2 separate regions of the Homo sapiens genome follow, and region 1 is linked to region 2. The links are chromatin contacts, found by Hi-C or POLR2A ChIA-PET in ENCODE. All regions are on one chromosome and are shown on one strand. The core of a region is the stretch at or near the end of the contact, and the rest is flanking DNA. Distances in the headings are between cores, read along the strand shown.

Evidence for each region. A loop is a pair of places that touch in the nucleus more often than their neighbours do. ChIA-PET counts read pairs that join two places held with the same protein, here RNA polymerase II (POLR2A). Pooled maps may share reads with other maps.
Region 1: a pooled map shows a loop between it and region 2 (5-fold over the local background). The contact joins the promoter of COX8A here to the promoter of FTH1 in region 2. A Hi-C loop is called at or near these places in 1 of 37 single-sample maps with no recorded cell type and 5 of 50 pooled maps. POLR2A ChIA-PET finds 5 or more read pairs at or near these places in 1 of 52 experiments (IMR-90).

The regions. Positions count from the first base shown.
Region 1 is chr11:63,968,743-63,976,100 of GRCh38, forward strand. COX8A (cytochrome c oxidase subunit 8A) reads left to right here and starts at 5,878. Exons shown (of 2, transcript NM_004074.3): 1 at 5,878-6,052. The coding sequence starts at 5,939. It also overlaps the pseudogene RNU6-45P. RefSeq lists an enhancer at 5,792-6,231.
Region 2 is chr11:61,966,036-61,972,861 of GRCh38, forward strand. It overlaps FTH1 (ferritin heavy chain 1), which reads right to left and starts at 1,599. Exons shown (of 4, transcript NM_002032.3): 1 at 1,277-1,599. The coding sequence starts at 1,390. It overlaps LOC399900 (a long non-coding RNA gene), which reads left to right and starts at 1,259. Exons shown (of 1, transcript NR_187560.1): 1 at 1,259-2,844. RefSeq lists silencers at 1,126-1,325, 1,596-1,945, enhancers at 2,466-2,535, 2,656-2,705, 5,842-6,136, 5,940-6,084, 6,748-6,826 and cis regulatory regions at 5,571-6,330, 5,576-6,087, 6,007-6,017.

The sequences.
Region 1 (7,358 bases), core at 4,628-7,127, 2.0 Mb after region 2:
TGCTTATGTTAATTTTGTTTCAGCTTCTTCCTTTTAGGTTGCTATTTTGTAATTTACATGCATAATGGAAATTATATTACGCTTACATTGGTAAGAGTATCTTATATCAGGAAGAGGGCTGCTCCAGACAACCTTTTTTTTTTTTCTTTTTTTTTTTGAGACAGAGTCATGCTCTGTTGCCAGGCTGGAGTGCAGTGGTGCGATCTCAGCTCACTGCAACCTCCACCTCCCAGTTTCACGTGATTCTCCTGCCTTGGCCTCCCGAGTAGGGACTATAGGCACGTGCCACCACACCCAGCTAATTTTTTGTATTTTTAGTAGAGACGGGGTTTCACCATGTTGGCCAGGATGGTCTCAATCTCTGGACTTCGTGATTTGCCCATCTCGGCCTCCCAAAGTGCTGGGGTTACAGGCGTAAGCCAAGCCTGGCCCAGACAACTTTGATCACCGGAGACTTCATCTGTGTAACAAGACGGCCTTTATTCACCATACACATCCTCCCCTCACCCTCATAACCCCTGAGAACTCCCATCCCCTGTTTCTTTCTGTAGCTCAGGATGCTATATAAGCTTCAGTCATCTGACCCTTCGAGCTACATGTTTTTTGGTACTCCCTTGTGTATGTGTATTAGGGTTCTCTAGAGGGACAGAACTAATAGGATATATGTATATAAAGGGGAGTTTATTAAGTATTGACTTACATGATCACAAGGTCCCACAATAGGCTGCCTGCAAGCTGAGGAGCAAGGAGAGCCAGTCCGAGTCCCACAACTGAAGAACTTGGAATTTGATGTTTGAGGGCAGGAAGCATCTAGCATGGGAGAAAGTTGTAGGCTGGGAGGTGAGGCCAGTCTTGTCTTTTCATATTTTTCTGCCTGCTTTATCTTCTAGCCCCACTAGCAGCTGATTAGATGGCACCCACCCAGGTTAAGGGTGGGTCTCCCTTTCCCAGCCCAGACTCAAATGTTAATCTCCTTTGGCAGCACCCTCACAGACTCACCCAGGATCAATACTTCGTATCCTTCAATCCAATCAAATTGACACTCAGTATTAACCATCATAGTATGCATCTAATTAGAAATGGTTTCTCACCTGTTGATCTGTCTTGTCAATTTAGTTCATAGTCCAGCCAAAGAACCTAGAGGTGTGGAGGGAAGCCGTTTTCCTCTTGCCTACACCTGACTGTGCTCTAATTGGGGAGTTATTCCTTTGTTTCCCAGTGCCAGACAAGCCCAGGAGGGCAGCAGGGAGGTCCTTGCCCCTTCCTTCTCCCAGTGGCAGCCAGCTGGGGCCTGGGCCTCTTAACCCTGTGCCCCTAGGGATCGGGAAGGGAGTTTAGAAGCATCTGTCCTGGGCTGTTTGCTAGGGCTCAGTGCAGGGCAAGAACAGGGACCTGGTGGTTGTGGGTGGGGTTGGGCTGAGATTGCTAAGAATGGGGCCGGGCACGGTGGCTCACGCCCGTAATCACAGCACTTTGGGAGGCCGAGGCAGGTGGATCACTTGAGGTCAGGAGTTTTGAGACCAGCCTGGCCAACATGGCGAAACCCTGTCTCTACTAAAAATACAAAAATTATCCAGGCGTGGTGGCGTGCGCCTGTAATCCCAGCTACTGGGGAGGCTGAGGCAGGAGAATCACTTGAACCCAGGAGGCAGAGTTTGCAGTGAGCTGAGATGGTACCACGGCTCACCAGCCTGGGCTACAGAGCGAGACTCTGTCTAAAAAAAAAAGTGCTCGCTTTGGCAGCACATGTACTAAAATTGGAACGATACAGAGAAGATTAGCATGGCCCTTGTGCAAGGATGACACGCAAATTCGTGAAGCGTTCCATATTTTTGAAGGGATTACAAACCAAGAGATACAAGTGGCTTCTAGAAATTAGAAAATAAAAGGTAATGGATTCTGCCCTGGAGCCGTGACAAGAAATACTGGCCTTCTGACATCTTGATTTTATATTTCTGATCTTTAGAACTGTAAGAAAATGAATTTGTGTTGTTGTAAGCCAAAAGCAAACAAACAAAAAACTAGAATGGGGTGGGGAAGGTGAGGGAGCGATGAAGAGGGATGAGCTTGGGGCCTGGGAACACATCCCTCCAGAGGAAGCTCAGACACAGCTCCCCTTCTAGGGCACCGCGAGTTCATTGCAACCTTGCTGTGACACCACCCCCCCGCCCCACCACCATGGAAGAGAAACCATGGGCTGAGGTTTCTCTTCCAAAGCTCCTGTTTCTCAATCTCTTGCCATCCCATCGCCACCCCCTGCCACAGCCTTTGATGTTATTAACCTCAATGTCAAAACTGGAACTTCTGGGAAGTCCACCTCTGCAGCAGCATGTGTGGTGGCTAAAAGCATGGCTTTTGGAGGCAACAGAACTGCCCTGTAATCCTGGCAAGGCAGCCTTGTAGCTTCATGATCTTGATCAAGTCACCTGACTCTTCAGGCCTATTTCCTCATTTGTAAAAAATTCGAAATAGGGCAGGCGCAGTGGCTCCCGCCTGTAATCCCAGCATTTTGAGAGGCCACAGTGGGAGGATTGCTTGAGCCCAGGAGTTCAAGACTAGCCTGGGCAACATAGTGGGACCCTGCCTCTACAAAAAATAAAAAGCCAGGTATGGTGGTGTGTGCCTGTAGTCCCCAACTACTCGGGAAACTGAAGCAAGAGGATCACTTGAGCCTGGGAGGTCGAGGCTGCAGTGAGGTGTGGTCGTGACACTTCACTCCAGCCTAGGCGACAGAGCAAGACACTGTCTCAAAATAAAATAATTGAAATAATAATAGCATCTATTTCATGACATTATTGTAAACCTGGAATGAGATTGTACCATTAAGACCTGGCCCAGGGGCTGGTCCCACACCCCCTTTCTCATGTGCCTTCTACCTAGTTCAATACTGTTCAGCCTCCTGCAGTTTATAAACATTCTGAGTGTCTGGTTGGAAACAGTGGTGAACCAACACAGGCTCTGCCCTCAGGTGGCCCCTAGTCTTGATGGAGACCCACCATGTGGGGCAGGGCTGACACAGGTGTTGCTGGGCACAGAGGAGACACAGGCTTGGGGTGACCAGCGAAGGCATCCTGAGTAGTGCCACCCCACATATCTTCCTAGCACATCATGGTTTTATTTTCACCGTGACACTTACACAATAGTTTCTAATTAAGTGCCTGTTTATTGTCTGTTTTTTCCCTCCAGAAGTCAGCTTTGTGACAAGAAACTCTATCCACCTCGTTCATACTGGTGTCTACAATAGTTCCTAACACACAGTAGAGGCTAATAAATATTCACTGAATAAAGTAAGTGGTATCATTAACTGGAAGCCAGGAAGCAGGAGTTAGCATGGTGAAAAAGGCAGCCTGCATAGGAGCTGAAAAAATGAACATAAAATGCAGAAGCAACGCCGGGCACAGTGGCTCATGCCTGTAATCCCAGCACTTTGGGAGGCTGAGGCGGGCAGATGACATGAGGCCAGGAGTTCAAGACCAGCCTGGCCAACATGGCGAAACCCTGTCGCTATTAAAAATGCAAAAATTAGCCGGGTGTGGTGGCATACACCTGTAATCCCAGCTGCTTGGGAGGCTGAGGCAGGAGAATCGCTTGAGCCAGGGAGGTGGAGGTTGCAGTGAGCTGATATTGCACCACTGCACTCCAGCCTGGGTGATGCATGTCTCAAAAACAAAACCCAAAGTGCAGAGGCAAGGCCAGGTGCCCTGACAAATGCCTGTAATCCCAGCACTTTGGGAGGCTGATCTGGGTGGATCGCTTCAGCTCACGAGTTTGAGACTAGCCTGACTAACATAGCAAGACCCCCCTCCAGCTCTACAAACACTACAAAAATTAGGCTGGGCGCTGTGGCTCATGCCTGTAATCCCAGCACCTTGGGAGGCCAAGGTGGGTGGATCGCCTGAAGTCAGGAGTTCGAGACCAGCCTGGCCAACATGGTGAAACCTTGTCTCTACTAAAAATACAAAAAATAGCCGGGCATGGTGGCAGATGCCTGTAATCCCAGCTACTCAGGAGGCTGAGGCAGGAGAATTGCTTGAACCCGGGAGGCGGAGGTTGCAGAGAGCCAAGATAGTGCCACTGCACTCCAGCCTGGGCAACAGCGCAAGACTCTATTTCAAAAAAAAAAAAAAAAAAAAAAAGCCAGGCATGGTGGTGGGCACCTGTAATCCCAGCTACTTGGGAGGCTGAGGTGGGAGGTTGGCTTGAGTCTGGGAGGTGGAGGTTGCAAGGCTGCAGTGAGCCGAGATCACACCACACTCCACTCCAGCCTGGGCTTAGAGCTAGACCTTGTCTCAACATCAATAACAAAATGCAGAGTGCATTTTGAATGCAACAAAAGGCTTGTTGGTGGAAATCAGAGAGCAGGGTCGAAGGTGTGGAATATTGAAGAGTTTTGAGAGTTGAGGCTGGACAGTGACATCCGGGAATTGGGATTTTGACTAGGAAGCAATGGGGAGCCACTGAAAGTATATGACTTGGTCAGATTTAGGTTTAAAAAACCAAGAAGGAAGGGATGGGGGAGGGAGAGAGAGTGATAGGGTAGGAAGGAAGGGAAGTTGGCTGCTCCAGCATGGTAACTGGAATTGAAGAGTGTAATAGTAATTGAGGGAGGTTTGGTTACTAGGTCAGTGTCAGGAATTCTCAACAAAAACGACGGAGGCCTGGTGGAGAGGAGGGGACTCTCAATAGAGAGATTTTTTTTTTTTTTTTTTTTTGAGACGGAGTCTTGCTGTGTCGCCCAGGCTGGAGTGCAGTGGCGTGATCTCAGCTCACTGCAACCTCTGCCTACCGGGTTCAAGCAGTTCTCCTGCCTCAGCCTCCCTAGTAGCTGAGATTACAGGCATCTACCACCATGCCTGGCTATTTTTTGTATTCTTAGTCGAGATGGAGTCTCACCATGTTGGCCAGGCTGCTTTCGAACTTTTTTTATTGTTGTTTTTTATTTTTGAGATGGAGTTTCGCTCTTGTGGCCCAGTCTGGACTGCAATGGCTCAATCTCGGCTCACTGCAACTTCCGTCTCCTGGGTTCAGCAATTCTCCTGACTCAGCCTCCCGAGTAGCTGGAATTACAGGCGCCCACCACCATGCCCAGCTAATTTTTGTATTTTTAGTAGAGACGGGGTTTCACCATGTTGGCCAGTCTGGTCTCGAACTGTTGACCTCAGGTGATCCACCCGCCTCGGCCTCCCAAAATGTTGGGATTACAAGCGTGAGCCACTGCGCCCGGCCAATTTTTGTATTTTTCGTAGAGATGGGGTTTCACCATGCTGGCAAGACTGGTCTCAAACTCCTGACCTCAGATGATCTACCGGCCCCGGCCTCCCAAAGTGTTGGGATTACATGCGTGAGCCACTGCGCCCGGCCAATTTTTGTATTTTTCGTAGAGATGGGGTTTCACCATGCTGGCAAGACTGGTGTCAAACTCCTGACCTCAGATGATCTACCCGCCCCGGCCTCCCAAAGTGCTGGGATTAGAGGCGTGAGCCAACGCGCCCAGCCCGTACTTTTTTTTTTTTAGTACAGACGGCCTCCCAAAAGTTCTGAGATTACGGGCGTGAGCCACCACGCCCAGCCTGAATAGAGAGAGATTTAACAGTATGAATGAAGGGAGGAGTCAAGAACAGTTTAGGCTTCTCGCGTACATGATTGGGTGGCCCCAGATGTCATTCACAAGTATAAGCCTTGGAGGCGGAACATAACTCGAAGAAGAGCCCTTTTGTGCTCCGCCCATAGCGTAGGAAGGTGTCAATTGGCTGTTTCGAGGAACGCGCCAAAAACTGCCAAGGGCTGTGGGAGGTGTGTTCTTGCGTCATTTCCGAGAGACTTCCGCGCCGCAGTTTCCCTGCTTCCCCAGCTCCAGAACTTCCGGCCAGCGCAGCCATTTTGGCTTCCTGACCTTGGGCTACGGCTGACCGTTTTTTGTGGTGTACTCCGTGCCATCATGTCCGTCCTGACGCCGCTGCTGCTGCGGGGCTTGACAGGCTCGGCCCGGCGGCTCCCAGTGCCGCGCGCCAAGATCCATTCGTTGCCGCCGGAGGGGAAGCTTGGGATCATGGTGAGGAACGGGCCTGGAAGAGCGCGGGAGGCGCCGTGGGCTGACCCCTTCTGCCTAGCTGACCTCAGGTGGTCCTGAGAATGCCTCGCGCCCCGCAGCGTAGCGGGGAGCAGCAGTGCCGGTTTGGGCATGTCTGGAGGGCGCGAACGACGGGGACAGTGCCCGGGCGACAGTCGGGGCTGTCGGCGTTAGGTCTTTCCCCACAGCCCCAGGATCTCGGGTCTGGTCCTGTCAGGCCCTCCCTCTCCTGTCGCCTCCTCGCTGCGCCGCCTCCTGCCGACTTCTTTAGCCGCTCTGAGCCCATTTTCTCGTTGGTTCACTGGGGGATGCCTGACGCTGTCAGCGACGAAAATGGTTGTTACTGCTATTTATTTTATTTTATTTTATTTTACTTATTTATTTTGAGACGGGTTCTCGCTCTGTCGCCAGGCTGGAGTGCAGTGGCGCGATCTCGGCTCACTGCAGCCTCCGACTCCCGGGTTCAAGCGATTCTCCTGCCTCAGCCTCCCGAATAGCTGGGACTACAGGCGCGTGCCACCATGCCCAACTAAATTTTGTATTTTTAGTAGAGACGGGGTTTCACCATGTTGGCCAGGATGGTCTCGATCTCTTGACCTCGTGATCCGCCTGCCTCAACCTCCCAAAGTGCTGGGATTACAGGCGTGAGCCACTGCGCCCGGCCTGGGAGGGGGTTTTCAGGCAAGGAAGGATAGGTATCGTTTTGGAGTTACTGGCCCATGCAAGGATCCTGGGTCTTAACATACAGGCTTTGCTTTTTTTGTTTGTTGTTTGTTTTTTTGAGACGGAGTCTTGCTCTGTCACCCAGGCTGGAGTGCAGTGGTGCGATCTCGGCTTACTGCAACCTCCGCCTCCCAGGTTTAAGCCAAGCCATTCTCCTGCCTCAGTCTCCCGAGTAGCTGGGATCACAGGCGCCCGCCACCACTCCCGGCTAATTTTTTGTATTTTTAGTAGAGACGGGGTTTCACCATGTTGGTCAGGCTGGTCTCTAACTCCTGACCTTGTGATCCGCCCGCCTTGGCCTCCCAAATTGCTGGGATTACAGGTGTGAGCCACCATGCCCGGCCCAGACCAGCTTTAAAACAGGTTTCAATAAATCCTGCTTCCTGTCCCTTCCTTTACCATCTGGTGGTGCATTTCTCCCTGAACCCTAACCCCAGCTGTCTCTCCTTCCTCTCACTCTTCCCCCTCCTTATAACTGACCCTTTACCTCAAGGGTTAGCGTAGCTTTGGACCTGCTCTGTCTGCTCCGTGGAGCGTGGATTCCTTTAACGTGAGGATGCGGGGC
Region 2 (6,826 bases), core at 349-2,848:
AGGCCGAGGCAGGCGGATCACGAGGTCAGCAGATCGAGACCATCCTGGTCAACATGGTGAAACCCCGTCTCTACTAAAAATAAAAAAAAATAGCTGGGCGTGGTGGCGTGCGCCTGTAATTCCAGCTACTCAGGAGCCTGAGGTAAGAGAATCACTTGAACCCAGGAGGCGGAGGCTGCAGTGAGCCGAGATCGCGCCACTGCACTCCAGCCTGGGCGACAGAGCGAGACTCTGTCTCTCACACACACACACAAATTAAAAACCCCCATGCAAGGTGGCAAATGTGGACAGTATGTTGATGTAAACATACTTTTATAATAGTTATATCACAAAAATTTGATTTTCAGTTTTAGACATTTGATGTAGTCAAGTGTTTGTGAAAGGCAGTGACAGTCACAGAAATACAGGCCTGTTTTCAAATCCATTTGGAACACATTTATTCTTGGGATAGTTTGGACAATCACAAGGCAATTCTAAGGAAGACTCCCACGACACTGCCTAAGACCAAGATTTGGGAAAACTGATTCCACTGATCACTGAAAAATTTCTTGCCCAGTAACTGTCGGTGGACTTTATCCAAGAACTGGGGGTTCAATTAGTAGGCCAAACTCCACACCTCTTACAGTAAGATACATAAAAGATAAATTAGGTCCCCTAGGCGCAAGGTCAGGTGACACTTCGGTGACTGCAGAAGGGGCGATTCCTAGAGATATGCTTCAAAGCAAGTGGGACTTAGAGATAAGCAGAGCCGAGAGGTGGATACGGCTGCTCGAGAGGGATCTACCCACAAGATAAGCCACCTCCCGCCAGCCCCCAAGGTTTGCTATTCGACACCGTTACCCAGCAGCTCCGCCACACACAGGCGGACGGGAGCTGGATACCTAAGCAAAAAACGCTGGCATTTAGGGCCAAATGCCGGAGGCAGAGGAAAAGATGGGAAAGCAAAACTCCACCTTCCTAACCGCAGGATTGATCACACAGGCTGGCAGTCTTGCAACCCCAGGATTTCAGGACACCAAGGTCTCCTTAAAAAAGAAGGGTGTGCAGAGGCGGCCCTGGCCTAGGAGGGAGCATTCTCAGGGTACAGCCGAGAAGAACCAGCTGCCCCGACTTTCTGCGCCAGAGAAGTCCTCGGAAACCTCGAGCAGCCTCCATTTTCCAGAAGGGCGCAGGGAGGCGGGAGAGCCCGCGGGTGGCCACACCCCCGGCCCGCCCCAGCGCGCGCCCCGGGAACCGCGCCCGGCCCCCGCCACCGCTTAGGCCCGCCCGCGCTCACCATGGACAGGTAAACGTAGGAGGCGTAGAGCTCCAGGTTGATCTGGCGGTTGATGGCGGCCTCTGAGTCCTGGTGGTAGTTCTGGCGCACCTGCGAGGTGGACGCGGTCGTCATGGCGGCGACTAAGGAGAGGCGGCGGCGGCGGCGGTGGCTGCGCGGCGCTGGAGCGGCGGCGGGGGCCTTGGGGCAGTCCGAGGGTGCGGTGAAGAGGTGACGGAGGGCTGGCTATGGGCGGCCGGCCGGGGTGGGGAACGAGCGCCGGGTTCCGTCCAAGCACTGTTGAAGCAGGAAACCCCGACGACTCTCGGCGAAGAACGTCTGGCCCTGCGGGTCGCTTGTGGTCTCTTATAGCCGCGTCGGCGTCAGGCCCGCCCCGGCCAATCAGCGCCGCCCGCCCCGAGCCCGCTCCTTCCGGTGGGCGCGGGACCCCGCCCCTGCTGTGGGGGAGGGGCGGCCGCTGGAGGCCCTCGCGCGCTCTGGCGGAGCTCGGGAGCGGGGACCGGTAGCCGACTGCCTCTGGGACAGCGGTGGCGTCTCTGTGCCCGTTTAGTGGAGTTGGAGGGAAGCTGCGAGGAGGCGCAGGAAGTCCACCTCAGAACCCCCCCCCCGGTCTAGGGGCGCCCGGGCGTTGGAACCGGCGGGGGAAGGGTGCGGGGGCGCATGGGGTGATCCTGATTCGGCTCCCATTTTCCCGAACGGGCACCCTGAGGCTCCTGGCCCGGGGCATGGTGTTAGAAATCATAGCTGCGGAGAAGCCCTTGTGACACCTTGCTGCAGATTGGGAAGCTGCAGATGATTGGGAAGGTGGAAGGTGGAGACGCGGTCCTTAGGTGGTCGAGCGCATTTTCTCTTCCTCAGAGTCCAGGAAGGAGCGCGATGGAGAAGTGGGGCGCACGGCGGGTTTCGGGTCCGCCCCTGCCCTTCCGACTCCTCCGACCACGTCTGCCTTTGGCTGAAAGCAAATATGGCTCCGTGTGCGGTTTCTGCAACAAAGGCTGGGCGGGCCGGGTTTCCCTAGGGATGGGGACCGCCTCCCCGGGGAGTCGTGGGGGTGAGCCACCGGGGCCTCCGAGAGAATCGCTGGTGTCGCTTCGCACCCAAGGGACACATCTCGGGTTAGAAAGGAGAAACGACGTGGATCTAAAGGCGAAGCCCATGCTGAGGACTTTTCAAAATGGCCTCTTATCGGCCCCACTCACAGGAGCTTCAGGCTTCGGTGGCCCTGTAGGACAACCCTGGGGTGTCATTGGAGAGAAGCTGACGGGGTTAATGGCGGGTGACAGGTGAAAGAGACCCCGGAGGGGTGGGGCCGGTGTGTGTGGCTAAGCTGAGTCCCAGGCACAGGGTGGATGTGAATTTATGGGTGGCAGAGCTAGAGCTAGGCCCTGCCCTTACCTAGGTCCTGGCTTCGAGGTCCACTGTTCTGTCGCGTCTTTTGACGCATCGGTGGAAGAACTGAATTTCAGGATGCTCACAAACCTGCAGCTGGAAGCTAGACTTCCAAACCTTAGTTTAAAAAAGCAACTCTACTGAAATACTAAAATAAATTGCCGACGGAATTAGGGTGATTTCTTGTTCACGGTTTCATTTAAAAATGCACCTATGTTATTTACAGGAAAAACGTTTTAGTGGTGCTAGAGCTACAAGAATAAGGTAAACAGAAGGATGCTGCTAGACCAGGAGTACCTTACCCAGTCTGGGATAGGAGGAGGTCGGGGAAGCCCTCCCTAAGCAAGACACGTGAGCTGAGTTTGAAGAAAAAGTTAAAAGGAAGGTGAAGTGCGGGAGAGAAACAGGGAAGGGAATTTGGAGCAGAGTGAACAGCATATGCAAAGGTGTGGAAATGTGGAAATGCATGGCCTGTTAAAGCTGCCTTAAGAAAATATGTTGCCTGGGGCTGGGCGCGGTGGCTCATGCCTGTAATCCCAGCATTTTGGGAGGCCGAGGCGGGCGGATCACTTGAGGTCGGAGTTGGAGATCAGCCTGGCTAACTAACATGGCTAAACCCTTCTCTACTGAAAATACAAAAATTAGCCGGGCGTGGTGGCATGCGCCTGTAATCCTAGCTATTCTGGAGGCTGAGGCAGGAGAATCGCTTGAACCTGGGAGGCGGAGGTTGCAGTGAGCCGAGATCGCGCCTTTGCACTCCAGCCTGGAAGACAAAACAAAACTCCGTCTCAAAAAAAAAAAAAAAAAAGAAAGAAAGAAAGAATGTTGGCCTGGAAAGTACAGTTTATGTTGGGGGATGCTGGTTAGGGTGGAGAATAGGGGCAAGATCGGGCAGGGTTGTGTTCCATAAAAAGAGGTTAAACTTGATCCTAGAGACAGCATAGAGACACCTCATTAGCTTTGTTTTTAGAAACCTTACACTGGGAATCTCTTAGGATAAGAGTATAGCAAAGTCACCATATATAGGATCCAAAGCTTTCCTTTATAACAGTAACCACCAGTTAGAAAATATGGGGAAAAAAGAATGGAAAAAAAAATGTTTTTCACTTACATTGACAACAAAAGCTTAAAGTACCTTGGAATAAAGTTAACAAGAAATATATAGAAAAAACTATAAATGCTTACTGCTGGACAAAAAATTCAAAAAGCCTAGCATAAATGAAGAGGTACCATATTCCCAAATGGTCGGTCAATCTTCATTCTGTAAAGATGTCAGTTTCCCCAAATAAGCATAAATTCACTGCAATTTCCATAAGAGGCAGTTTTTTGTTTTTGTTTTTCCTCAGCCATTACTGTCTCTGGGACAGTATTTTTTTTTTTTTTGAAACTTCACAAAATGATTCTAAAGTTCATTTGGAGGAGTCAGTGTGTTGATAGATTTGCATTTGGTGCTATAATAAAGGTACAGTAAAGTGCTATAAGCAGTATGGTACTGGCACAGGAAGAGATGACTAGATTAATGCAACAAAATAGTCCTGCCCCCCTATTATGAGAACTTGGTATATGCTAAACTGTTGTGTCACATTAGGGAAGAAAGAATGGGTTTAACAAATTATGTTGAAACAATTGACAGTCATGTGGAGAAAAGTGACTCACTCAGTATTTAAAAATACATTCCAGATAGATTAAAAATCCAAGCCTTAAAAAAAGTATAAAGTTTTGAGAAGAATATATACAAGATTATTTTTATAATTTTGGGGTAGGGAATGTTCTTCTGAGGCTGTCAGAAGCCGTAAAAGTACAGTTGGCAGGTTTGCCTATTTAAAAATGAAAAGCTGTAAGACAAAAGATGTTGTAAACAAGGTTAAAACAGAGATGACAAATTGGGATGATATTTGTAGCTCATGTAAGTGATGAAGATTAGGAACTATAATATATATTTGTATGTTTAATGAAGTACTATGTATGTGTCACACCTTTTTTTTTGAGATGGAGTTTTGCCCTTGTTGCCCAGGCTGGAGTGCAGTGGCTTGATCTCGGCTCACTGCAACCTCCACCTCCCGGGTTCAAGAGATCCTCCTGCCACAGCCTCCCAAGTAGCTGGGACTACAGGTGCCTACCACCACACCTGGCTGATTTTTGTGTTTTTAATAGAGACGGGGTTTCACCATGTTGGCCAGGCTGGTCTCGAACTCCTGACCTCAAGTGATCCACCTGCCTCGGCCTCCCAAAGTGCTGGGATTACAGGCATGACCCACCGCACCTGGCCTTATGAGACCCTTTTGATTGCCTGCGCTGGTGCTGTAGATGGTAAGCTCCTGGAAGGCAGGCATTGTTTCTGTCTTGTCTCTGCACTCCCAGCTTTTTGCAAATTGCTTGTTACTTGGTGCCCAGTATCTGTTGCATGAACAGATGGATTCATGATTGAATGTGGAGGATGGATGAGAGTGAGGCTAGAGGGCTGGGCACCAGTCAGGAGGCAGCAGCCTTAGTTATTAGTGAGCAGAGAAGATAGAACACAGATTTGACAGATCTGGAGAAGATCAAATGAACAGACTGATTGGCGAAAGTCGGGGGCCAGGGGTGGGCAGTGTGTAAGAGATCTCTCAGCTTTATGATTTGGTAGGCCTGGCTGCTGCTGCCATTCCCTGAGCCAAGGAGCACAGGAGGAAATGAAGGTTTCGGGGAAAGCCCTTGGGGAAGGCCTGCTTGGTTTTGGACTAGATGTGCTGAGTTTCCAGGCTTCCGGGATGTCCAGGGGGACAAAGCCAGCATGAAGCTCTCGGACCCACTGGAGGGAAGTCGGTCTGCTGCAGGGAGTAGGTTTCCTGAATCAGTGTTGGCTCCATGCTTGGCTAAACATGCATGTAGCTGCAGTGAACATCGCAGCAAGACTGAGGGACAGCTTGTGCTGTAGAAGGTCATTGGGAGGAGGCTGGCTGGGAACAATGGAAGGGAAATCTATTGGTGGGGGAGTGTGAGTGTGTGTGTGTGTTTATGATTGTTTATATGATTGCTTGTGTCCGTTCCCTACTTTCTGGTAACTTGAGGTGTCAGAACTGCAATGTCTAAGCCTTTAGATTCTTCCGAAGCTGTGGCCTGGTCTTGGGACCTTTGTTGACCAGGGTTCTACCTCCCCCACCCTCCAGCTCAGCTCCTCGTGACTTGGAGGCAGCAGAGAGTTTGGCTGGTCTCCCAGGACAGCCGCCTCCCAGGGCCAGGAGTGGCGGGAGGGACCTCAGATGAGAGAAGAGCCAAGCCGGTGGTTTCTGGAGGTTCAGCACATCCTGGAGCAGGAGGGGGCGGTGGTGGGGGTTGCGGTGGAGAGTTGCTGTCCCACCGTGACTCAGCACTCTGCTAGGCTGGGCTTGGGCTCAAAAAGTGCTTTGTCATGGAGGAGAAGAGCAGTCATAAGACCTGGAGGGCTGTGGCTTCACTGTGGAGGGAGGGAGGGAGGGAGGGAGGGAGGGAGGGAGAGTGTCCCCCTCCCCCCATTTCCTAATGGGACAAAGTCCAGAGGCCGGACTGGGAACAAAGGGGTCTGAGATCACTCAGGGGGGCCTCTGATGGTGTTTTTGCTGGCAAGCCTAGGTGTCACTTTTCCTACCTATCCCTCGCTCAGTGCCTTCCCGCCGCATGGGGAATTCTCAATAGATGTTGGGTCCCTTTCTCTTCTAGGGATTGTTATTGTGTAGTCACAATTTAGGATCCACAGCTAGGAAATCATAGACCCCCCACAAATTTTAAGGCTTTGGAAAGGACGTTAGAGCTTCCAAATCATCATGTTTTACAGATAAGGTGAGACCCAAAAAAGGTTAGGCTTGCCCAAAGCCGTAGAGTCACTGGCTGAAACACAAGCTGAAAACTAGGACAGGGCACATGATGGAACCCCGCATGGCCATTAAATACAGTAAGTGTGTTTAATAAGTGTGTTGCTGGAATGTGTGTGTGCAGGAATGCTATGTGAAAAGGCCAGACCCCAAACCGTTCCACAGGCTGATTGCAACAAAGAAAAACCTCAGGGCTGGAGACATAGATGAGGATTGGGAGAGAATGGGTTACGTGGTATTTTAACTGAAGAGCTGATGTTTTAAATGTCTGGGATTTCCCCTGAAGTGAAGTGAAGTAAAGCAGGAAATTCGAGTTTTGAAATTCAGACCA